Linked DNA regions of Mus musculus: all the other regions are linked to region 2. Evidence: chromatin loops called from intact Hi-C (ENCODE). Cell type or tissue: heart. All regions are shown on one strand.

Region 1 (8,000 bases), 310 kb before region 2:
TGGCTTCTGTGTGCATGCACACATGTGGAGGAGATACACATATACACACTCACACACACACTGAAACTAAATATGGGGTGGGGTGATAAGGAGCTATAGATTTTGAGTGGGGCAATTGACTTATTTCCCTGAGATACACACTAAAGCCTTCCTCAGTGGGGAATGCCCAAAGCTGGCTTCAGGAAAGAGAATTACTATTCTCTCACACTGAACATAATTTCTGTTCACTTGGCTGCAGAAACCAGCCTTCAACCCAACTGAGACAGTTGTGCACTAGCTGAACCCAAGTCCATGAGAAGAAATCCAGCTTTGTGGCTATCACCTTCATTTTTTGAACTTTGGTTTCCCTGTCTAAAATGGAGAATAACTCTGTACCCCATGAAGAAACCCAGAGAAATCCATGAGATAATATTGAAGGCACTTAGCACAGTGACTGTCATGGTCCAAGCTCTTGATAAAATGATAGCAGCTTAGTTGGAGAGATGGCTAAGAGGATAAAGAGCACTTGCTGTTCCTGTGGAGGACCCAGGTTTGATTCTCAGCACCCACACCGGGCAACTCAGAGCAGCTTGTAACTACAGTTCCAGGAGGTCTAGCGCCCTCTTCTGGCCTCCATGGGCTCCTGCATGCATGTGGCACACATAAGCTCGTGCAGGTACACATGTACAAATAAAAGGTAAACAACTAGATCTGTAAACGTATAGTTGCTTTAGTTATCTTACCACTGTACATTTGATAAATGTCGCTCAGTACAAAGTAACGCAAGCCAGGTCTGGGAAACTGAGTGTGTGGGTCTGTGAATGCTGGGGCCCTCTGGGATACCCACAGATGAGGGATGTCATTAAAGGCCTGGGTGCATCTTTTCTGCTGCAGTCACTTGACTGAAAAGGAAACACTTTACGAAGAGTGCATCTGTGGGAACTGGAAATCCACGAATGGTGTGTTAGCCTCCCCAAATCACCCTGCCCTACTTGGGGGCTGTTTTTGCTGGGTTACATATGACATTGTGATTCAGGAGTCATGGCTTCTAGTTCAAAACAATGCTAAGCCGTGTTTGTTGCCTTCCAAGGCAAGGTGTGTGCACTGCAACTTCTGAGCAGCTGCTTATGGGAAACTCCCCATCTTTACCTTTGAGACTTTGTCCCTCAGAGTCTCTCGGGGATTTGGGTGTACCACAGAGCTGGGGGGGGGGCGGAAATCATATAGCCCACATATCTTATGAGGCACAAGAGGCCCTGCTTGGCCACTGCAAGGATTCAGTACAAACGCGTGACAGATGACAGTTTCCAGAAATATTAGTTAGAAGGGAGGAGCCTTGAGAGTACATTTTGCAGGGCATAGCTTGTGTGGATGAGAGGCAAAAGGAGAGGGGAGGGGAAGGGAAAAGGAGAGAGGAGAGAGGGGGGAATGGAAGAGGAAGGGAAGGGGACAGAGAGAGAGAGAGATTGATTGATTGATTGATTGATTGATTGATTTAAACATATATACCACCTCACCTTCCCAAACACATCTACAGAATCAGTACAGACAGATTTAACTTCTTAAAGCTCTTTTCAGTGATTTTTTTTTAAATATATGCTTACTTGTCTGTGTCTGTGGGGATGTGCGCCTAAGTTCAGATGCCTACGGAGACCAGAAGAGGGCATCAGGTCACACAAGATGCAGTCGTCCCTTGGAGGTTGTGAGCCTCCCAGTGTGGGCTCTGAAAACCAAACTCAGGTCCTCTGTAAGAGCACTCCTAACCCATGAGCCATCTCTTCCCCAAGGATTAAAAACAACAACAACAACAAAATACCCTGTGCAGCACTAGCATAGACACCAGCCCTGGTCACGCCCCTGTGACGTTGCTGTTCTTCTGTCTTCTCGTCTGCGTCTACCTCCATGTTTTACGATGAGATCTTGTTATGTAGCCCTAGTTAGCATTAAACTCGCTAAGCTGGACTCAAACTCGTGGCGATCCTATCCCTGCCTGTGCTAGGATTAGAGGTGTGTGCGCACACACACACACACACACACACACACACACACACACCATGCCTGGCTTACTTTCCAGTTAATATATCATATGCATATCCAAGATCTCCACGTGGTCCTCACGATGATGATCTTTAATGACTAGATAATGGCCCGCCGAATAGTCAAGCCTAATTTATTTGGCCATTTTCCTATGGTTAAACATCTAGGCCATTGATTTTTCAGACATTTGTAACTACAGCAACCGTGTTTTAAGAACCCATAGGAAGGACCCAAATATGTTCTATTGATTCTTTGTGAATACTTGAAGCTGTTTACTTTTCCTAAGTGCCCTGTGAAATAGAAGCCATTATTAATCTATTTCCCGATGTGGGAGCAGGTGCCCCAAGTGCTCAAAATCTCACACACAGCTGCTTATGCATGTGAAATATGAACCCAGGCACCTCAGACTCAGAGCTGAGATTCTCAGTGAGTGTGCACTTCAGCTTAGACCACATGGGATGTGACAAGGAGGGCAACGGGAGCTAACAAGTGATTAGAGGGACCAGGGTATGGGCCAGTGGGCAAGGGAAACCCAGAGAACCTGAGTTCAAACCCCAGCACCCACATAAAAAAGTCAGTATGGCTGTATGTGCTGATTAACACAGCGTGAGGAGAAGAAAAAGGCAGAACCCAAGAGCGCTCTGGCCCCCTGAGCCCAAATGGTGAGCCTCTGGTTGGGTGAGACCCTGTCTCACAGGCCATAAGGCTGAGAGCAACAGAGAAAGACACCAGACGACACCTTCCTATAGCCCCACCTGTTGTCACACAGCTTCACGTGTTGTCCTGTGTTTCCAGCTGACTTTTCCATGAAGGCTTCGGGTGCCAGCACCACCCCTGTCTCAGCAAGAGCCCCCAGCTTTGCAATTTGCCCTCCTCAGAACCCAATAGACCACACCACCAGGCTTTGAAGGAGAGGGTAGGCCTAGACAATGGCCGACAGACCTCCCTGTTCTCGCCAGTAGCCTGAAACAAGTCATTAATTGAATCTGCACCTGGCAGAGCTCTATGACGTGACCTGCTGGTGCCTCCAATTAACTTCTGAAAATAAGAAGCATTTTGCATCCTGTGAGGACTTCAGGGCTGAGAGGTGAAGTCTTACCTCCAGATCTTATCTCCCTTGCTGTCTTCAGTGGGGCTGGAATTACTCAGCATTTTTCTGGTCTGTATTCCAGCACCCAGCCCTGGCTTGGTAGAGACCAGGAAGACCACGTCCCTCAGCCACTAAGCCATGAGTGCAATTGACTGTGTTCCAGGCACCATGTTCCTCCCTCCGGTGACACAGCATTCAAGTGACAGATTCCTTACTCTAGAAAAATGTCCACATAAATAGGGTGGGACACCTTCACAAGATCAGGTGTCTGTGGGTTGTTTAAACTAAATCATATGTTCAGGACCAAATACACATAGGGGCAGGGAGGTAAGAGACTGAGATGGGGGAGACAGCGTATGGCGTTCTGGGAGCACAGAGGTGAATCAACATGGAGAGCCCCCAAATCTGGTGATGGGGGGAGGGGTCCTGAATGTGAAGTGTCTCTCACAGGCTCATGCGTTTGAATACTTGGTCCCAGCTGGCAGCACTGTGCTGGGAGGTGGAGCCACACCAGAGGAAGTGAGTCCCTGGGGGTGAGGACTTTCTTTATTCCCTGTGGACACCATGTGACCAGCAGCCTCCTGCTCTGCCACCAGCCATTGCCTTCCCACCAGGAATGGACAGCATCCGTTCATAACCTGTGAGCCAGAATCAAGCATCCTCCTCTAAGATGCCCTTTGTTTGGACTTGGTCAGGGCAATACGCAAAACACAGACCTATTGTTCCTGAACTTCGGGGGGAGGGGGGTGGTCACAGCCTATACCCTGAGATGTCCTGGTATGACAGACACAAAATGTTCCTCGTGGATTCTCACAGCTGGGGATCTGACCTCAGATCCTCTTATCTGTGGGGCAAGCACCTTACCTAAGCGAAGTTATCTCCCCAGCCTCTGGGAGGTGCTGTTTGTTGGTTGGGTTGTTGGTTGGCTTTGCTTTGGTTGGACTACAGTCGTAGCCTTATGGCTCAGTTATTCATATTTCATTCCTAGGTTTCTGGTTGTTTACATACCTGAGTCATCTAGAAAAACCTTCATCCTGTCCTGTCTTTCCTTCCTGACATCTTAACTCAATTCCCTGATGGCAAGAAATGTTTATTTCTGACATTCATTACCTGATCCCGGGCCCAGCATCTGCTGCTTCCTTCTCAGACCCAGCCCAAGTGTGATGAAATTTCTGCTTTACTGCACCAGGGCAGTGAGGAGGAGCCATCACCAGGGACTGCCTCTGGCTAGGGTCTAGGAACAGCAGTGTTTTTCATGCAAACCAATATCTTCTCATGGACAAAGGAGCCTCCATCTTCCATGTGGCTTTCCTGTTCGTCTGACAGCACATCCTCTATGCCAGTCTGACTTAAAGATTTGTTTTTATTTTTAACTACTATGTATACATATGTGTGAGTATGGGCATGTGAGTACAGGTACTCATGGAGACCAGAAAAGGGCGCCAGATCCCCTGTGGGCAGGAGTTCGAGGCAGTTATGGGCTGTGGTACTTGAAAGTCAGGAACTGGACTTGGGGTCCTCTGGAGGAGCAATCCTCACTCCTAGCTGCGCCCTCTTGCCAGCCCTGCCAGACTAATTCACATACTAAGTGGTACACCTTCCCTTATGGTTCTTGGAAATGAAGCAAAATTATGGGAAAAGTGCACATTTTACAAGTTTGTAGAAAGGCAGAGAAATAATAATACATCGTAATGAAGCTAGCAACTCAGAAAGCCCACTGGAACGCCATCTGGTGATGTTGCTTTGGCGTTGGTTTGTGGCCATGCTGTTGATAAGGGACCTGAGACCCTTCCAGTACACCTTCTTTTCTTCTTAGCCTGGATCCCGACGGGAAAGAGGCTGCAGCAAGGGTGATTAAATTATCAGGCAGAAACATGGGACTTTTAAATAACCAACTCTCTCATGTTTCATGAGCCTTCGCTCGCACCTCACAGTCTCTATTTTCTTTATTTCAAGCATGTTTGTTTACTCTCCCCCCATTAGCTTTAATTAATTTTGCTGTAGGCTCATAAACAGGTGAGAATGGGAACTTTTTTGATTTGCATTCATCTTGAAGTAAGCTAAGTAATTAAAGGTTCTGCGTCGGTCTTGCTGCGCTAGGCCAGAGCCCCAGGAAATGGCTGGAAGAGTTTCTTCTGACTTGTGCTTAGTCTAACAAGAGAGTGGAAGGGGTTGAGGGACTTGTGATGGTTAGGGGGGGTAAATGCTAAAGGTCAAATCTGCCCAATGTTTGGCTCTGGGTCTCTGAGTCTGTGTCAGTCAGCTGCTGGCTGGAGCCTCTCAGAGAACAGTTATGCTAGGCTCCTATTTGCCAGTGGAACAGAGTAGTATCACTAATAATGTCAGGGATCAGTGTTTGCCCATGGGATAGGTTTCAAGTTGAGCCGATTATCGGTTTGCCCTTCCTTTGATCTCTGCTCCATCTTTGTTCTTGCATTTCTTTTAGACAGGACAGATTTTGGGTTGAAAGTTTTTTTGGGTGGGTTGGTGTCCATATCCCTTTGTCTGGCCTTAGTGAGAGAGGATGCACCTACCCTGGCAGAGGGATAACTGAGGGGGGAGGGGAGGGGGGAGGCTCTCAGAGGAAAAGGGGAGGGAGAGGGGAGTATCTCTGTGAGGGGGAACCAGGAAGGGGGCCGTGTCTGATGTAAAGATAGATAGATAGATAGATAGATAGATAGATAGATAGATAGATAGACAGACAGACACGTGTCAAATCTGTATCAGCATCCTTTGTAGGGCTGAGGATATGACTCAATAGGTAAAACACTGGTGATGCAAACACAAGGACCTGGGTTCAGATCCCCAGGACCTGTGAAAAGCTGGGTATGACAGCCAATCTAGCCAACATGGAGGGCTCCAGGTTCAGTGAATGACTCTGTTTCAAAAGGGAAGACAGAGAAACAATTGAGGAAGAATTCCAACACCTATCACTGGTCTCCATTGATGTGTGTATGCACACAGGACACACAGGACACACAGGGCACACAGGGCACACAGGACACACAGGGCACACAGGACACACAGGACACACAGGGCACACAGAACACACAGGGCATGCAGGGCATATGCACCTGTACACAGAGGGAGAGCGAGCGACAAAGAGGAGACAGGGAGGGAGAGAAGAAAGAGGGGAGAGGAGAGAGATGGAAGAGAGAAACATACAGAAAGAAAGGAGACAGGAAGAGAGGGGGGAAGGGGGGGCTTGTTTTTGTTTCCAGAAGATCAAATTACACACATGCCAGTAAGCTTCTCAGAATGGAACAAAGACATGTAGAGTTAACTAAAGTGTGAAAATGGACCAGGGGCTTTGTCATTTCAAGTGTTGTCACTTGTCACCTGGTGAGAAACAGATGCCAGGCGGTAGCGTATAGATTGTAACCTGATAGACTGATATAATCAAGTTCAGCCAGAAGTCTTAGCAATGAAATAAAGAAGACACCATGCCCTTTGGTTTTTGTTTTTTTCTGACAATCTGCCCCAGCCTAGAATCACCTGGGCAGAGAGCCTCAAAGGAGGTTTGTCTAGGAAGGGTCAGCCTGCAAGAATGCCAGCGTGTTGGTGGGGGGAGTCTTGATTGTGTGAATTGGTGGGAACACCCACCCTAATTGTGGGTGCCAGCATTCCATGGGTTGAGGCCTGAACTGTGCCAGAGTGAGGTGACCCCGCTGGGCACTGAGGCAGCAGAGAGCCTGGCTGCCTCCTTTTCTCTCTGCTCTAGGTTGTGGAGGGGATGTGGTTGACTGCTCGAGACCTTGCCTCGATATCTCCCTCACTGATGGACAGTAACCTGGAATTACAATCTGCTTCCTCCCCTGACTTGCTTTTGGTCAGACTGTTTTAATCACAGCGATGGAAACGAATCCAGGACAGATAGTATTTTTTAAGAGATGGAAATTCAAGGCATTTTCTTAGAGTTGATAGTCCCAGCACATTTATGGATAGAGAACTAGCCATCCCGTTATAAAAAGAACCTCTGTACGTAATAAGAAAGGCAAATTAATTCAGTTTAAAAGGGGCTGTCATTTGACAAAATAAACAATGTATGGCCAATCAGTGCAGAAACAGCTCTTCCATCCCACCAACCCTCAAAATCCAAGTGGCACTTATATACAATTGCACATAATGGTTTTCATCTAGCGGGCTGCTAAATATTAAACCTAGATGTGTCATGTATTGGCCATGACACAGAAAAACAGTGACCCTCCGTGATGACTGTTGGGATTATAAATTGGAACAGCTTAGAAGCTGGGTTTGTTGTTATCTGTCACAGCAAAAGCTGTGGAGGCCCAATCCCGGGAAAACACTAAGGAGAACTGGGAACTTCCACCTGTGTACCTGGGCTTCACTAACGGGGGCAAAAACAGGAGCAAGCAATCTGTGCTCATCCACCAAAGCATAGCTAAGCAAAGGACAGTGCCATGCCCCAAGACCTGCCCCGCAGCACAGTGGCTTCCCTAGAACATACTGTTACATGAAAAGCAGTTTCCAGGAAATACCAATGGGATGAGTTTGTGTATACGGGGTGAGAATTGCTAATGTGTTTAAAACAGAGAAGTGGAAGTCTGAAGCACCATAGCAGACCTTGCAGACAAATCATTTTCCTGGGGGCATGGTAGGGGCAGCTTGAAGAAGGAGCTGAGGAGACATGGGCAGAAAGGATTCTTTAAGCTGGGTTAGGTAGGGACAAGGGCGGGCTGTAGTTTTCTTATACCTCGCTTGTGTTTACTAGACTGGGTGAAGGGATTGGGCCAGTCATTCTTCAGTAGGTTCAACAGTAGAATTTATGATGTTTAGGTGGCACATAGGAATAAAAGCAGGGATGAGAAGGCACACATTTAGAGCCTGGCTGAAAGAAAAAAAACAAGTTGTTGGCACCAGTGTGCCAAAACGA
Region 2 (8,000 bases):
TAAGTGAATATGCAGTCTCAGTAGTGCATTATCTTTTTAATAAGAATAGACTCACGGAAAGGTTGCCCAAGTTAGCTAGTGGTAGACTAGAATAAGAAACTCCAAAGTATGTGTGTGTGTGTGTGTGTGTGTGTGTGTGTGTGTGTGTTTGTGTGTTTGTGTGTGTGTGTGCGCGCGCGCGCGCGCGCGCACGCCTGCCTGTGTGCTCTGGATGAAAGGCAAGTTGTTTAATTAATGGGATTAGATCACCTAACCAAGACAAGATTCCTCCGTAACCATCTTACAGAAAAGGGACCTTCAATAATATGCACTAAAGAGGTGAAGCTACTGAGAGATGTTAATAGAAAAAACAGGACAATAGCTTTGTGCCCCATGGAGATTCTCAAAAAAATAACATTTTTTTCTTTCTTTCTAAGCATAAACTGAAAGGCAAAGGACAAGGAGTGAATCAACATGGCCCCTTACAGGGAAAGCATTGTTTAAAATTCAGCACATACAGCACTCAAGAGGCAGAGGCAGGCAGATCTCCATGAGTTCAGGGCCAGCCTGGTCTACAGAGTGAGTTCCAGGACTGCCAGGGCTACACAAAGAAACCCTGTCTCGAACAAACAAAGCAAAACAAAAAGCCTAGCACGTGGGGCCAGAGATGGCTCAGCAGTTAAAAGCACAGGCACTAGCTGCTCTTTCAGAGGACCAGAGCTCAACTCCCTGCACCCACAAGACAGCTAAGGAGCACTTTAACTTCAGCTCCAAAGTACCTTCTGAGGCCAGAAGAGGGCACCATCGACCACAATGATCCAAGTAGCTAGCCTCACAAGCCTGCATTCATGTGGTGTAGTCTTACTTATTTTTGTCTATCGTCTATATTTTTTTGGTAAACACACACACCACTGCCAAGAGTGTTTCCCTTGTCTTTTTGTTGGGTCTAACTTAAGTTTTCAATCCATCTTTAATTGGTTTTTGTGAGATAAGGGCCCATCTGTGTGGATATCAAGTTTTCTCAACATCACTTTTTCTTTCTTTTTTAAAAAAGATTTGTTTATTTATTTTATGTATGTGAGTATACTGTCACTCTCTTCAGACACACCAGAAGAGGGCATCAGATCCCATTACAGATGTGAGCCACCATGTGGTTGCTGGGAATTGAACTCAGGACCTCTGGAAAAGCCACCAGTGCTCTTAACCGCTGAGCTAACTCTCTAGCCCTCAACTTCACTTTTTAAAGAGACTGTAGTCTGGCCTTTCTCTAGGCTGTTCCATTGGTCGCTGTGTCTTTTTCAGTGTCCGTGTTGTAGTGTATACTTACTGAAGCTCTTTATTATGGGATGGGGAAGGCACAAATGCAGTGGAGACGTATGGGGATCAGAGGACAGCTATCACTTCTCCCCTTCCACCTTTATGTGGGTCCCCGGTATTGAACTCAGGTCTCTAGGCTTTCACAGCAAGTGCCTTTAGCCACTGAGCCTTCTCACTGGCCTCAACTGTGAAATTTTGGAATAATGAATTACAGTTCTTTCAATTCTGGTTTTAGTTATTCAAAATTGCTTTGGCTTCTCGTGGTATTTTATTTCCATATAAATTTTAGGGCTCCTTTATTCCTACAAAGAATGTCTTTGGGGCTTCGGTACAGATTACACTGATCCGTGAATCACTTTGGGGCTTATGGGAATTTTAACAGTATTAAGTCCAATCCACATACACATGACATCTCTCCGTTTATCTAGGCCCTTCATCGGCATTTTCCAATTCTTATCATGCAAGATTTATACCTCTTTAGTCAAATTTATTCCTAAGAATTTTATTCTTTTGTTGCAGTTGTAAATGGGACTATTTTCTTAATTTCCTTTCTGGAAAGTTCACTGTCTATATAAAGGAATGGCACTTTTTTGTATATTGACTCATATACTGAAATTTCATTGTATTTGTTAATCATAGCAATTTTTGTTGAGTCAGTGTATTATGTGTGTGTATATGTATACGTATGTGTGTGTGTTTGTGTGTGTGATCATGTTATCTGCAAATGTCTGTTGCTATGACAAATGCTAACAAAAGAGCAGCCCAGGGAGGAAATGGTTTATTTTGCTTACAATTCCAGGCTACAGCCCATCACTGCAGGGAAGTCATGACAAAAGCAGAGAGAGTAAGGCCAGGCATGGTGCACACACCTTCAATCCCAGCACTCAGGAGGCAGAGGCAAGTGGATTTCTGTGAGTTCAAGGTCAGCCTGGTCTACAAAGTGAGTTCCAAGACAGCCAGGATCAGAGGGACCCTGTTTAAAAGAAAAAATAAATTAAGTTAAATTTTAAAAGCAGAGGGAATAAATAAATGCATGGATCCTTGCTAGTTCTAAGTTAGGTTTCTCTCCCTTTTACTATTTATTTGTACTGCCTACAGGATGGTGCTGCCCACAGTAGGCTGGGTCTGCCTACCTCAATGAACAATTAAAATTATCCCTCATAGGCATGCATGCCTGTAGGTATGATAATCTAGATTCAGGTAATTCCTCACTAAGACTCTTCCCAACAGTCAGTGGTGATGGTTAGAACTAAACAGCACAGAGCTGCAGAGATGGCTCAATAGTTAGGACTACTAGTTGCTCTTGCAGAGGACCGAGGTTCAAGTCCCAGCACCTGAACCACATGGTAGCTTACAACTGGTACTTAACTCCAGCCATTGGAGGGTGCCTCTATGGAAACAGGGATAGTGATATTCCCGATATTCCGGTGCCAGACCAGGTCCCCTCTGAATGGCCAGGGAGGGGAAAGGAAGACTTGTGCATGCTGCAGGAAAGAGCAGGAGGGGGTGGTGACACACTTCTGTGAGAGAGCGCAGACGCAGGCTGCCTGTGTCATTTCATAAGCAAAATACCCATGCACACAAACTAAAAAACATTTATTTATTATTTTTAATTTTGGTGTTTTTAAGACAGGGTATCTATTGTATAGCCTTGGCTGCCCTGTATCTCAATCTATAGTTTTTAACTATATCTGTGAGTCTTCAAACTCACTGAGCTCTGCCCAGTCTCTGCCTCCTGAGTGCTCCCTTTAACCGACAGCAGACTACTGTCAGGTCTAAAGGAAACTCCATTTCCCCAAATTCCAGAGGCAGTCCAGATACCCAGAAATAGGCTTGCCCTGGACCACAGTGGTTAGGCAGAAGCCAGTATTCCTCAGGGACCTGTGAAGCCACTTCCCCTCTACCAAAAGGAGCTATTTCTCTTATCACTGACAGAAGAAACAACTGGCTACCTGTGGTGTCTATTTCCATACCAAAGTGGATGCTGGCCCCTAGGCTCCCTCTGTGTCACAAGTAGCTGTTACTGTTTTCAAAGTCCATGCTAGCATTCTAGCAAGAAAGAACAGGGCCCCATTCCAGGCTTCCTCAGGAGTGCCAAACCTGACCATGGACACGAACCAAACAAACAAACAAAGAAACAAAGACAACCAACAAGAGGGTTTGGTGGGCCATGTGCAAAATAATACACACACACACACACACACACACACACACACACACCCCGCAAGACCCTTGGAGCACAAGATCTTGGTGATGAAGCTTTACTGTGCTTCTATGTTTTTCCAACTCCCTGGATGGGAACAAAACCAGGCAACCTCCTCCCCTCCCCTAAACTTTCTCCAGGTCTCCAGAACTACCCATTCTCCTTACAGCCCTGCCATTTCAGCTATGTCCATTGCAGCTCACTTGCTCTCTCTCCCTCCCCCTTGGTCCCCACTCCTCTCTCCCTCTCTCCCTCCCCTCTCCCTCTCCTCTCCCTCTCCTCCTCTTCTCCCCTCCCTCTCCCTTACCCTCTCCCTCCTCCCCCCTCTTTCCCCCTCCTTCCTCCTCCCCCTCTCCCTTCCCCCTTATATCTACAATAAAAGCCTTACCATACCATAGAGCAGTCATAGCATCCGTTTCTATACATATAAGCTAGAATCACTTGGGAAGAAAGCCTAAATGAGGGACGCTCTATATTCGATTGGCCTTGTGGGCAAGTCAGAAGTAGGAGTTAGTTAGCTTTATTGTTGGTTGATGTAGGAAGACCAAGGCAACTATGGGTGGCACCATTCCCTAGGTACAGTGTCCTGACTAGAGAGATCAAGCTGAGCACAAGCAAGCAAGCACTTCTCTCTCTGCTCCTGTCTGTGGATGCTGGGGAGCTGTCTCAAGCCCTGGATGCTGTGATGAGCTGAAACCAGAACACCAGCACCAGGAGCTAAAAATAAGCCCTGTGTTTACCTAGTGGTAGCATTTCTGTCACTGTACTTCATCGAGGCAACAGAAACAAAACTAGAACAATCTTTAAACTCCTTTTTTTTTTTTTTTTTAGGTACTAAGACAAGGATCTAAGTTCAGCCCAGCACTCAGGGTCTTGACTAAGTCTGACACAGTGTTTCAGTTTGAATATCAAACACAAAGGCCGGAAGGTTGGAGGCTTGGCTGCCCGCTGATGAACTGTGGGACATGGTTGGGCCTTCAGGGCTCTGACCTCATCAGTGTGTGAATCCCCGGATGTGCTCTCCAAGGGCCTTGTCACCTATCTGAGATATGCAATCTGCAGGGTGGAGCCCTCTCTCCAGGTGACAGCCTTCCCTGGAGCAGCATCTTCAACTCCCTGATCAAGGATGGGTACGCACCATGGATAGCCTTTTTCAGGCCGAGTTTTCTTTTCATGTAACAATAGCCCCCTCTGCTGGAGCTTGCGGATTTTGCTACAAATAAGTATCAAGTAACGATCTCTTACTAGCTAGCTCTTAAACTCGCATACACGTGAGAATAGGCCAGAATGGCGCTTTGGTTTTATTGTTACCATTGTTATTGTTGTCGTTTAACAGATGTATGTGTCACATGATGTCACCGCCTAAGCCCTGCTGCCATCTTCATGACACCAGCTGTGTCCACTTGCAAAGGGTCATCACAACTGGGCTTGCTGACCACTAACAATTCCTCACAGAAGGGGGGAGGGGTCGGCAGGAGGGTCGTGAGACCCTCATCTGAGTATCCAGACATTCCTCCCAACCAGTTCTATACGATTCTGCCACAACTGCACGCAACTTCAAGGTCTCAAGGAGGCCTAGAGTGTATAACCTGGGGAAGACTGAAAGATAGGTGCCCAGTTCTTATGCTTTTTAAGTGCCATTCTTATTTGTTCTTTTAAGAATGTTTGGGCGGTGGTGGCGCATGCTTTTAATCCCAGCACTTGGGAGGCAGAGGCAGGTGGATTTCTAAGTTTGAGGCCAGCCTGGTCTACAGAGCAAGTTCCAGGACAGCCAGGGCTACACAGAGAAACCCTGTCTGGAAAAAACAAAAAACAAAATGAAACAAAAAAAGAATGTTCTGGCCACCTCCTTTCCCCATTTTCCTATTGTGTGGAGTCCTTTCTCTTAGGCTTTATCACCTTCTATATGCCAGGAAATCAGTTCTAGACATGTCACAGATGCTGAGAAAACTCTGTTTGTTTTAACAATGAAGTTTTGTTTGGAAAAGTATTTATGTAGGAGGGGTTGGTTTTTTTCAAGACAGGGTTACTCTGTAGCCCTGGCCATCCTGGAACTTCCTCTGTAGACCACTCTGACCTCAAATTCAGAAATCTACCTGCCTCTGCCTACTGAGTGCTGGGATTAAAGGCGTACACCACCTCCTGTGTGGCCTGCAGGGTTGAGTTTCTCACTCACACACAGCCCTCCATGTTTACTTCGATTTAAATCACTGAAAGTCTCAGGCATCTCTGTTCTAATGTGTCCGGTCCAAGGATGGCATCCAGTTCTGCCTTTTCTCCCATGAAACACAGATAATTTCTTCCAATTACGTGCAAGACTTCTGTAACCATGAACTGGAGACAGGATAGCTACTTAAGGGCCCTACCCGCCCTGGTTATAATTTCTGTCTCCCTGTGGTCCATACCCAGAAATTTCAACATAACTGATTAGACCATCAGTGAAAAGAACTATAGCTCCTCCTCCCACTTCTGAGAAACTTCAGAAGTTTCACAAGAATGCTGTGAGGGCTAGTGACCCGGGCCTTCACACCAGCTTCCTCAGGACCCCACTGAAGCAAGAACCTTGGAGTGAGTGTTCTTTCTCTCCCACAGTTTCCTCTCCAGCGGCAAGCTTGCATCCTGCCCCTAGAGGCTCGTCTTCAAGGACAGAACTCTGTGGATACGGAACAGGATTGTACCTGCTCATAGCTTCCCTGACATCTAAACTCAGCCCCTAGTTTCGTGCAGAGCTGTAGCTGAACCACTTTCGTGCATTGAAAGGGCTTGCTTCAAGGGCTACTCCTCCGTGCTTTGAGAGGGCTCTTCTCAAGTGCTCCTCTTCATCAATAAACTTGCTAACTGCTTCCCTAAGACTGGATCTGAACTTCTTCTCTATGGTGGATGTTAAGGACCCCAGGGGCTGTAAGGTCTCCTCAGGCTACACTGCCAGCAACATCGAATTCCGTTTCCTAATGACAGTAACAAACCCTCCTTCTAGAAATCAGTGGCTCAAGGACAAGCTGGTATAGGAAAAGGAAGAAAACCAAAGAAGATGCTGGCTGTCATCAGCAGAGACCATCTTGCCTCAGGGTTCTACATAGGAGAGTGCAGGGGTGGAGGGGGGGGAAGCAGGGAGGGGCTGCTTTTGAAAGTTGTTGGATGTTTTGAAAATCAAAGGAAAAGTTACTGGTGGCAAAAGGTCTTCTTAGTCCTTTTTCTTTTCTTTTTTTAAAGATTTATTTATTCATTTTATGTATATGAGTGCACACTATAGCTGTACAGATAGTTGTGTGCCTTCATCTGGTTGTTGGGAATTGAATTTAGGACCTCTGCTCACTCTGGTCAACCGTCCTTGCTCGCTCCAGCCCAATTTATTATTATACACAAGTACACTGTTGCTGTCTTCAGATGCTCCAGAAGAGGGCTTCAGATCTCATTATGGGTGCTTGTGAGCCACCATGTGGTTGCTGGAATTTGAACTCAGGGCCTTCAGAAGAGCAGTCGGTGTTCTTACCTGCTGAGCCATCTCACCAGCCCAAGCTGCAAAGCTACAGTTTTTAACAACTGTGAGGCTTTAAGCAGTAGCTGGGATTTGAACCAGGGTCCTCTGGATCCACAGTCAGTGCTCTTCGCCTCTGAGCCACAGCTCCAGGATCTTAGTCCTTTTTCTGCCAGAAGCAGTTGGTTATGCGGTTGCCTATTAAGATAAGGAAGCTGGGAGGCCGGGAAGATGGCTCAGTGTAGCTAAGAACACTTGGTGCTTTTGTAGAGGACCCAAATGCAGTTCCCAGCACCCACATCCAGCCAGCTCACAACCATTCTAACCCTAGTTCCGGAGGATCTGGCACCTTCTTCCGGCCTCTGGGGTCACTTCAGCAAAGCCAGTGGTTTATTTAAGGCTTTTTTCAACAACACATTGTTTCACACTACCCCATGTTGCTGGGTCTCTCTCTGAGCTTTCAACTGTGTTCTCCAGCTGTTGGCTCGCAGTTCTAATCACTGTACTTTTACTACCATGGTGGTTTGAATAAAAAATGGCCATTAGAAGGTGTGGTCTTTTTGGAGGAAGTGTGTTATGGGGGATGGGGAGTTTGGAGGTCTTAGCTGCTCGAGCCTGGGCAGTATATCACCGTCTCTTCCTACTGCCTGCAGATCCAGATGTAGAACCCTCAGCTCCTTCTCCAGCATGCCTGCCTGCCTGCCTGCTGTCATACCTCCCCTCCATGGTGATGATAGACTGAACCTCTGAACCTGTAAGCCAGCCCCAGCTAAATGTTTTCCTTTATAAGAGTTGCCTCGGGGGCTGGAGAGATGGTGCAGCAGTTAAGAGCACCAAGTGCTCTTCCAGAGGTCCTGAGTTCAATTCCCAGCAACCACATGGTGGCTAACAGCCATCTGTAATGGAATCTGATGCCCTCTTCACAGCAATGGGACCCTAAGACACTCACATTGTTGTGTTTCATTCCTATACTGGAAATTGAACCCAGAGCCTCTGACACACTGGGCAGGTTCTTTACCACCA
Region 3 (8,000 bases), 160 kb before region 2:
CAGGATCAGAGCCCAGAAAGGAGGGAGAATTGTTCAGCCAGTCCTCCTTCTGTTGTGGTACCCAGTTCCCAAGGGGACAATGCCCAGCCATCTCTTCTCCCCGTGGGATTTGGATGTTCTCAGTAAGTGTGTGAGCCACTCAGGAAGAAGTGTGTGGCTGTGCCGGTGGGAATTACAACTGGGCCCGTGAGAGCGAGTGGAAACAGGAAGCAACAGTGCAGAGACAATGGATTTCAGGCTGAGGCATTCGGGGGGTTTAAATACAAATTAGAAGCTGCAAATCAGTTCCCGGTATGAATCTGTACAAATCTCTCATAATAGGAGCAGAGGTTTCTCTTGTCCTTATTTGTACGGGGTGTTGGCATCAGGAGCCTAACCAAGTGTGTCGGTTCCCCCTGGCTCAGGAGATTAAAGATGCTCTCTCCCTAGCTTCTATGGCTGTCGGTGCAAGCAGGGGACTGGCACCACGGGCTCTGGGTACCCTTTCAGAGCTTGCAGTAACCCGATCAGTACCCCATAAAAACTGAGAATTGAAAGGCCCCTCCGCGGCTCCCATCCTTCGTGCCGTGGAAAGGGGGGCTTCAGAAATCGTCTTTTGTGGAAGCTGAGACAGCAGCTCAGGGAAGCAGCCAAGAGCATGCGTCTCCACACACATGGAAGGTGCAGCAGGGGGCCGTGTGTGTGCCTACAATGACCCAGGTCTACACCCCTTCTAGCACGGAGTCAGCACACATGCAACCATTCTGCTGGCTGGTACCCCACGGAAGGAACACAGGTGGCTTAGAGGTAGATGCAGAGACCAGAGACCAGCAGCTGCGTGTGGATAAAATACCTCATTGTGTCTGATGGAGCACCCTCTGGTCATTCGAAGGGATGAAACATGAACCTGTGTGACCGACAACCTGGGACAGACACTCTGAAAATACAAGAAACCAGGCACACAAAGCCACACTCTGTAGCCCATTGGAGGCAAACCTGAGACAGGAGGCAGACGGGCTCCTGCTGGAGGAGAGGGATTTGAGTTAGGGGATGGTGGACATGGATAATGGGTGCAGAGACTCCTTACAAGGAGATGAGAACGTTCTAAAGTTGACTAAGGAAGTGGTGTGTATCTGTTTTGGCTGTTCACTTTGTTGGGGGTAGTGATTTTGTTGTTGTTGTTGTTTTGGGGTTTGAGGGGGTTTTTGTTTTGGGGTTTGTTTTGTTGTTTTCAGACCAGGTCTCACTATGATTCTCTTGGTAGCCTGGAACTCTCTATGTAGACCAGACTGGCCTTGAACTCACTGAGATCCACCTGCCTCTGCCTCCTGAGGGCTGGGATTAAAGACATCCACCACCACACTGGGTAGTTGTAAAACTCTGAGCATCACGAAAATTCGTTCCACTGTATGACTTAAGTGGTAGACTCTACAGTACATAAATTATCTCAATAAACCTGGTGGTAAAAACCCACAGCACTAGGTCTAAAGACTATAGATGCAGTCCCCCTGAGGACCCATCTCCTTAACCCCACCACCACCAGGCCTCCCCACTCCCTGGGGCCTCAAGTCTCTTCTCTCACTGAGGTCAGACCAGGCAATCCTTTGCTGTGTACGTTGCCTGGTCGTTGGCTCAGAGTCAGGGGTCCAGGCTAGTTGAGACTATAGTCTTCCTATGGAATCGCCCTCCTCCTTAGCTTCTTCCAGCCTTTCCCTAATTCAACCACAAGGGTCCCTGGCTTCTGTCCATTGGTTGGGTGTAAGTATCTGCCTCTGACTCATTCAGGTGCTTGTTGGGCCTCTCCAGGACCAGGGGGTGTCTGTGGGGGGAGCCATGCTAGACTCCTATTTGTAAGCACATCATAGCATCAGTAATAGTGTCAAACCTTGGAGCCTCCCCTTGAGCTGGATCCCAATTTGGACCAGTCACTGGACCTCCTTTCCCTCAGGCTCTTCTCCATTTTTGTCCCTGCAGTTCTTTTAGACAGGAACGATTCTGGGTCAGAGTTTTTGACTGTGGGATGGTAACCCCATCTCTCCACTTGATGCCCTATCTTTCTACTGGAGGTAGACTCTGCAAGTTCCCTCTCCCCATTGTTGGGCATTTCATTTAGGGTCCCTCTCTTTGAATCCTGAGAGCTTCTCACCTCTAAAGTCTCTGGTACACTCTAGAGGGCCCCCTACCTCCTACCTCCTGAGGTTGCCTGTTTCCATTCTTTCTGCTGGCCCTCAGGGCTTCGCTCCTGTCCCCCCACCTCCAATACCTAATCATGTTTTCCTTTTCCCCTCCCTGTCTCTTCTCCCACCCAGGTCCCTCCCTCCCTCTGTCCCCTGATATTGCTTTCTTCTCCCTCCCAAGTGGGATTGAGGCATCTTCACTTGTACCCTTCAGCTTGTTAACCATCTTGAGTTCTGTGGATTGTATCCAGGGTATTCTGTACTATTTTGGCTAATATCCACTTATTAGTGAGTACTTACCATGCTTGTCCTTTTGGACCTGAGTTACCTCACTCAGGATGATATTTTCTAGTTCCATCCATTTGCCTGCAGAACTCATGATGTCCTCATTCTTAATAGCTGAGTAGTATTTTATTGTGGAAATGAACCACATTCTCTGTATCCATTTTTCCATTGTGGGACATCGGGGTTGTTTCCAGCCTCTGGCTATCACAAATAAGGCCGCTATGAACATAGTGGAGCACCCATATATGAACACAGACACACACTACAACAGGCATCCACATATGTACACACACATGCACATCACAGACACTCATATATGGACACACATGCACATACTCCATCACAGGCACACATGTGTGCATAAACACACACATACAACCACACAAACAGGCACCCACATGTTGACACAAATATGCAAAACACTACTTTTCTGAACACTACATCTTAGCTAAAGCAAAGGGAAACACAGAAAGTTACAAATTTGCCCACAGGTAGAGGCCAAGCAGAGTCCATTCCTCCTGTCCATGAAAAACTATATGACCCAAACTCCAAAGTAGTTGGGGAAGACCATATTGTTATTGCTGAAAGAGAACTGGTGAGGCAGCTCAGCGGTTGAAGGGGCCTGCTGCTAAGCCTGACAACCCAGGTTCAATACCCAGGTCCTATAAGATGGAAGGAGAAAACCAACCCCTACAAGTTGCCTTCTGAATTCTGCTCATATACTGTGGCATGTGCAGCACACACACATATATAATTTATATATATATATATATAATTATTTAAATACCCATTCTTCATCTACACTTAAGTTGGTGCCAAACACAGATCTCTACAGAAAATTGCTTTCTTCTCAAAATTAATTTCTTTTCAATTTCTTTTATCTTGTTAAAAGAACAAATTTGTTTGTATATTTCCTTTCATTTACTTCTTAAGTTTTACTTATTTTTATGTGTGTTGGGTGTTTTGTTTAATGGCTGTGAACCATGTACATGCAGTACCTACAGACGCCAGAAGAGGGCATCTGATCCCCTGAACCTGGAATTACAGATGTTTGTGGGCCAGCATGTAGGCACTAGGCTCCCTGCAAGAGCAGCCAGTATTTAACTACTGAGCCATCTCTCCAGAGTCATTTAACTTTTCAATTTAAATAAATTAGACTTAAATTATTGAGAATTCCATATATGAATGTTGTATTCACAGATTTCCATGCCCCCTTCTACCTACTCCAGATCCCCCCCCCCATACCTTAACCAAAAGAGGTGCTCATATCCCTGGAAACAGGATGCCCAGTGTAGTCTTTAGATGGGAGGGGCAGGAAGAACAGGGTGTGTTTGCTCTGTGGTCCTTTTTCTAATTTTATTTTTCTTCCACTGTTTGCTGTTTAATATTTGCTGCCCGAGGCACTGATCTTCAGATTTCTTTTTTAGCAACAAATTTTTTTCCAAGAAAGATCTTAGGCAGGAGCTGTGACAAACAAAGCATAATTAATGGCTCCCGGGGCAGTTTCCACGGTTGTTACTTAGAGAGAAACTCTGGCTGTGCAGGTGGGATATCTGGTCTACCTCTCAAGCGTCCTTGGCTCCTCTGAAAATGACTTGAAATCACTGCCCAACTGCTTAGGTTTCCTGTTGGTCTTCTGATGCTGTGTTCATCTTGTTTTGTAAAGGGGGAAAACTGTTATTTGAGATTTCTCTAACCAAAAAAACAAAAAACAAAACAAAACAAAACCAAAACCTAGTTTTGTCCAGTCCTGGCAGTTTGTGTCTGCAGGATGGCAGCGGTAAAATCCCATAGACCACGGCTCCTTTAGCTTCTTCCGCTCATAACTGCTTTGCACCCAAAAAACTGTTCGTATAACCCTCAATATGCATGTATATAAACTAGGTTACAGGGGCAGCAAGATGGGTCAGTGGGTAAAGGTACCTGCCACCAAAACTGATGGCCTGAGTTCCACATGCGGTCTTTCATGGTAGAAGGAGAGAATGGACTCCAGAAAGTTGTCCTGCAATGTCCACACACCCTCTGTGGCATGTTAATGTGTGTGTGTGTGTGTGTGTGTGTGTGTGTGTGTGTGTGTGTGTTTTAAATCTTGCATAGAAGCACTGGTACAGGAGAGAACCAGAATTTAGTGTCTCGTGGAATTCATGAAAGGATTTTAATTGTGTTTCCTTCAGAAAAGTTCATCTTTTAGAGATGCGGGTGCAGCAGGGAGGCGCGGTCACATGGATGATCTACCAGGCATGAGTTAGTCACTGACCCGGGAGGCAGGCTCTTGGAGCTCATTATTCTGTCTGCCTTTTAGAAAGTGAAAATGACCTTTAATAAGATTCCAAGGATAAAAGAGAAAACATCTGTGGGACTCAAGCCACCGTCAGGTGTACCTTACCCGATGAGTCCTGTGAACATCTACCAGGCGGTGCCCACAGTGGCCACATTGTTAAGGGCAGAGAAGTCCACAGGAGGAGGCTGAGGTGAAGACAACACTGATGATGGCCACAGAAACAGCTCATAGGAAGGGGAGCAGGGCTTGGAGGCCAGCCAGGAACAGAACATTTCCTAAGCTGTCTTGGAACAAAAGCCCATCTAGTTTTTCTCTCAGTATCTCTCTCCATTCACTGGCTTCCCTGTGCATAATGGATTTCTCTGATAATAAGTCAGTGCAAATGGAGGGAAAATGGCCAGACAGGGCTCAGATGCTCAAAAATGTGTATTTCTCTAAGTTATAATTCATGCCTGTATATGGGTGCATGCACATGGGGGGGGGGCAGGTACTTGTGCTTGCTTTTTTTTTAGATAGTCTCTTACTAAAACCCAGAGATCATTCTGTCATAAAACACACACATACGCCCACACACTCATGCACACACATAACATACATACAACATATATATAAACACAAATATATATACACACACGTACATACATATACACCTACATACACTCATACAAACATACATAAACACATATACATATGCACATACACATGTAGACACACCCACAAGCACACATGTACATACACACATGCACCTTTACACATACACACATGCACATACACACACATATACACATGTATACACACAAACATACACACATGCACACACACATACATACACACATATACACATTTTAGAGTCTCTTACTAAAACCCAAAGATCATTCTGTCACAAAACACACACATACACACTCACACACACACATATACACATATATACATACAACACATATATACACACACATACAAACATACATACATACACATATTCACAAGCACACACACATACATACATACACATGCACACACATGCTAAGATTACAGACACATACCACCAAGCTTTTTTACATGTGTGCTGGTGATCTGACTCAGATTTTCATGCTTGTGTGACAGTCACTTTACTGATCAGCTGTCTTTCCAGCCCTCCCACAATATTTTCTGATGTATTGTCAATCATTTCTGAGGGAAAGCCGAAGGGTGTTGAAAGATAAAATGGCCTTTATTTAGAAAAATATACATATAACTATATGTTCTGTTTTATATAATAGCTGTTTATGCGAAGGAGCATAGTTTTATTTTGTCTTTTGTCTATAGTATGAGTTAGGGGTCAAGATTCATTATTTTTCACATGTAATACATAAATGACCCAGTGTTTACCGAAATGATCATTAGATACAACATAAAACACATCTAGAATAAGAATCGTCCACAGTTATGACAGTCGAGAGCAGTCTTTTTCAGAATTTATAGATAGCAAATAGCCTTGTGTGTGAAATACATGAAGCGAGCGGTGCCCAGGGACACGGTCCCAACTCATTTACTGCAGTGTTTCTGGCAGAACCCTCAGCATGCCATGGGCAGTCTGTGGATACTTGTTAAGATGAATCCTTGCGTCTCACCATCCTGCATTGGCTGCTGATTACAGGCAGAAGAAATCCAGGTAGCTCACAATGTAGGTCCTCATCATTAGCCCCAGGCAATGGAGGGTCTGTTGTTAGAATCCAGCAAGGATTAGCATGTCTGTGAGTGTTGGATAAACATCACTAAGAACAAAGCTTTGTCCACGGGCACACAGAGAAACAAAATGCATATGCACATAACCTCATTATAAAGTCGACTATGGGAAGAATGAAGTGTCACGGTAGGGCTGAACCACCCTGTCCAATTTATTATGAAGAATTTATATGTTACATAGCATACTCTGCCCTTGTTATCAATGCTGACAAATTCGAATCCCCCATCCTAGTGTCTATTCCTGTGACAGATGCTCTGATAAGAGCAGCTTAGGGAAGGAAAGAAATGTATTTGGCCTGTTATTCCAGGTTACAGTCCACTGTTGTGGGGAAGTCAAGGCAGGAGATTAAGGTACTGTGTCCACGGGCAAGCATTCAGAATAGTGTGTATACCCATGCCGCTGATAGTCTGCGCATGCTCAACTGGCGTAGCCATGCTGCCGTTTGCCTGCACATGCTCAGCTGGCTTCTTTCAGTCTTAGATCGTCCAAGGCCCAGATGACACTCACATTCAGGGTGGGTTCTCCCACATCAGTTAATAATCATGACAATACCCTTCATCCATGACCACATGCCAATCTAACCTAGATAATTCTTCAGTTAAAACTCTCTCTTCAGGTGGTTCCAGGGCGTGGCAAGTTGACATTTCCAACTCACACCCGTTACTATATATGCTGAGTGACATGCCAGGCTCGTTCAGTGCACTCTATCATATTTATAATAATCACAGTCTTTACCCGTTCAACTCTGAGCTAGAGATTAGGTTCCTCCAGGAAGCCATATCCTTTATGTAAACACAAAGTCATGAACATGTTTGCTAGTTAGATTTCTCGCAGACTTTACCTTGCCTCTTTATCCTCGGAAATAAATAAGGATTAGAGCGATTCCTGATACTTCATCTTTTAATTTTGCAAAGCCAAGGCTCAAATGAGAGAGTGGCAGCTTTCCAAGTTCAACGTCAGCACTCTAAACAGTCCGTTCTCTGTAGGGTCAGGCAAGACCCTGAGCCGCCTCTGCTCTTGCTTTCTGCTGACCTGCAGCTTTCCAGGCGGGAAGTGAGCCGGGCATTGCTCTCCAGGCTAACATGCAGACTGACCATTCTATGGGAGGAAGCAGCCATTCTGTGTGTATTAAATTCAAGTCCCTGGGAAGAAGAAAGGAGCTCTAGGTTCAGATTGTTCAAAAATACAGTGGAAAGCGATTGAGGAAGACACCCGTCTTAGTCAGGGTTTCGATTGCTGTGAAGAGACACGGTGACCACGGTAACTCTTACAAAGGATAAACATTTCACTGGGGCTGGCTTACAGTTCAGAGATTTAGTTCGTTATCATCATGATGGGAGGCATGGAAGCATCCAGGCAGGCATGGTGCGGAGAGGCAGCTGAGAGTTCTACGTCCAGATCTGATGGCAGCAGGAAGAGAGAGAGAGAGAGACAGAGAGACAGAGAGAGACAGAGAGACAGAGACAGAGACAGAGACAGAGACAGAGACAGACAGACAGACTGCATCTGGCTTAAGCATCTGAAACCTCAAAGCCCACCCCTACAATGACAC

The links. Hi-C counts contacts between places; a loop is a spot of excess contacts. Peaks named below come from ENCODE experiments on the same cell type or tissue, not always from the same donor. Only the 100,000 strongest peaks of a DNase experiment are listed, where the experiment ranks them.
Region 1: a loop joins it to region 2, with 8 times the contacts of the local background. A loop is called at or near these places in 2 of 42 quality-filtered maps.
Region 3: it touches region 2 in a loop (14-fold over the local background); 16 of 42 quality-filtered maps call a loop at or near these places.

The regions. Positions count from the first base shown.
Region 1 is chr8:119,068,849-119,076,848 of GRCm38, forward strand. The region is part of intron 6 of Cdh13 (cadherin 13); the gene reads left to right. Among named protein-coding and RNA genes, the nearest start is that of Gm31893, 15 kb to the left of the region's middle. In heart, no CTCF peak of the experiment used is centred here; a DNase peak (open chromatin) is centred at 3,643.
Region 2 is chr8:119,380,051-119,388,050 of GRCm38, forward strand. Gm45723 (a long non-coding RNA gene) reads left to right here and starts at 4,339. Exons shown (of 2, transcript XR_001778762.1): 1 at 4,339-4,629; 2 at 6,092-6,342. In heart, CTCF peaks have their summits at 762 (motif pointing right) and 4,706 (motif pointing left); a DNase peak (open chromatin) is centred at 4,641.
Region 3 is chr8:119,221,283-119,229,282 of GRCm38, forward strand. The region is part of intron 8 of Cdh13 (cadherin 13); the gene reads left to right. Among named protein-coding and RNA genes, the nearest start is that of Hsbp1, 120 kb to the right of the region's middle. In heart, a CTCF peak has its summit at 3,447 (motif pointing right); no DNase peak of the experiment used is centred here.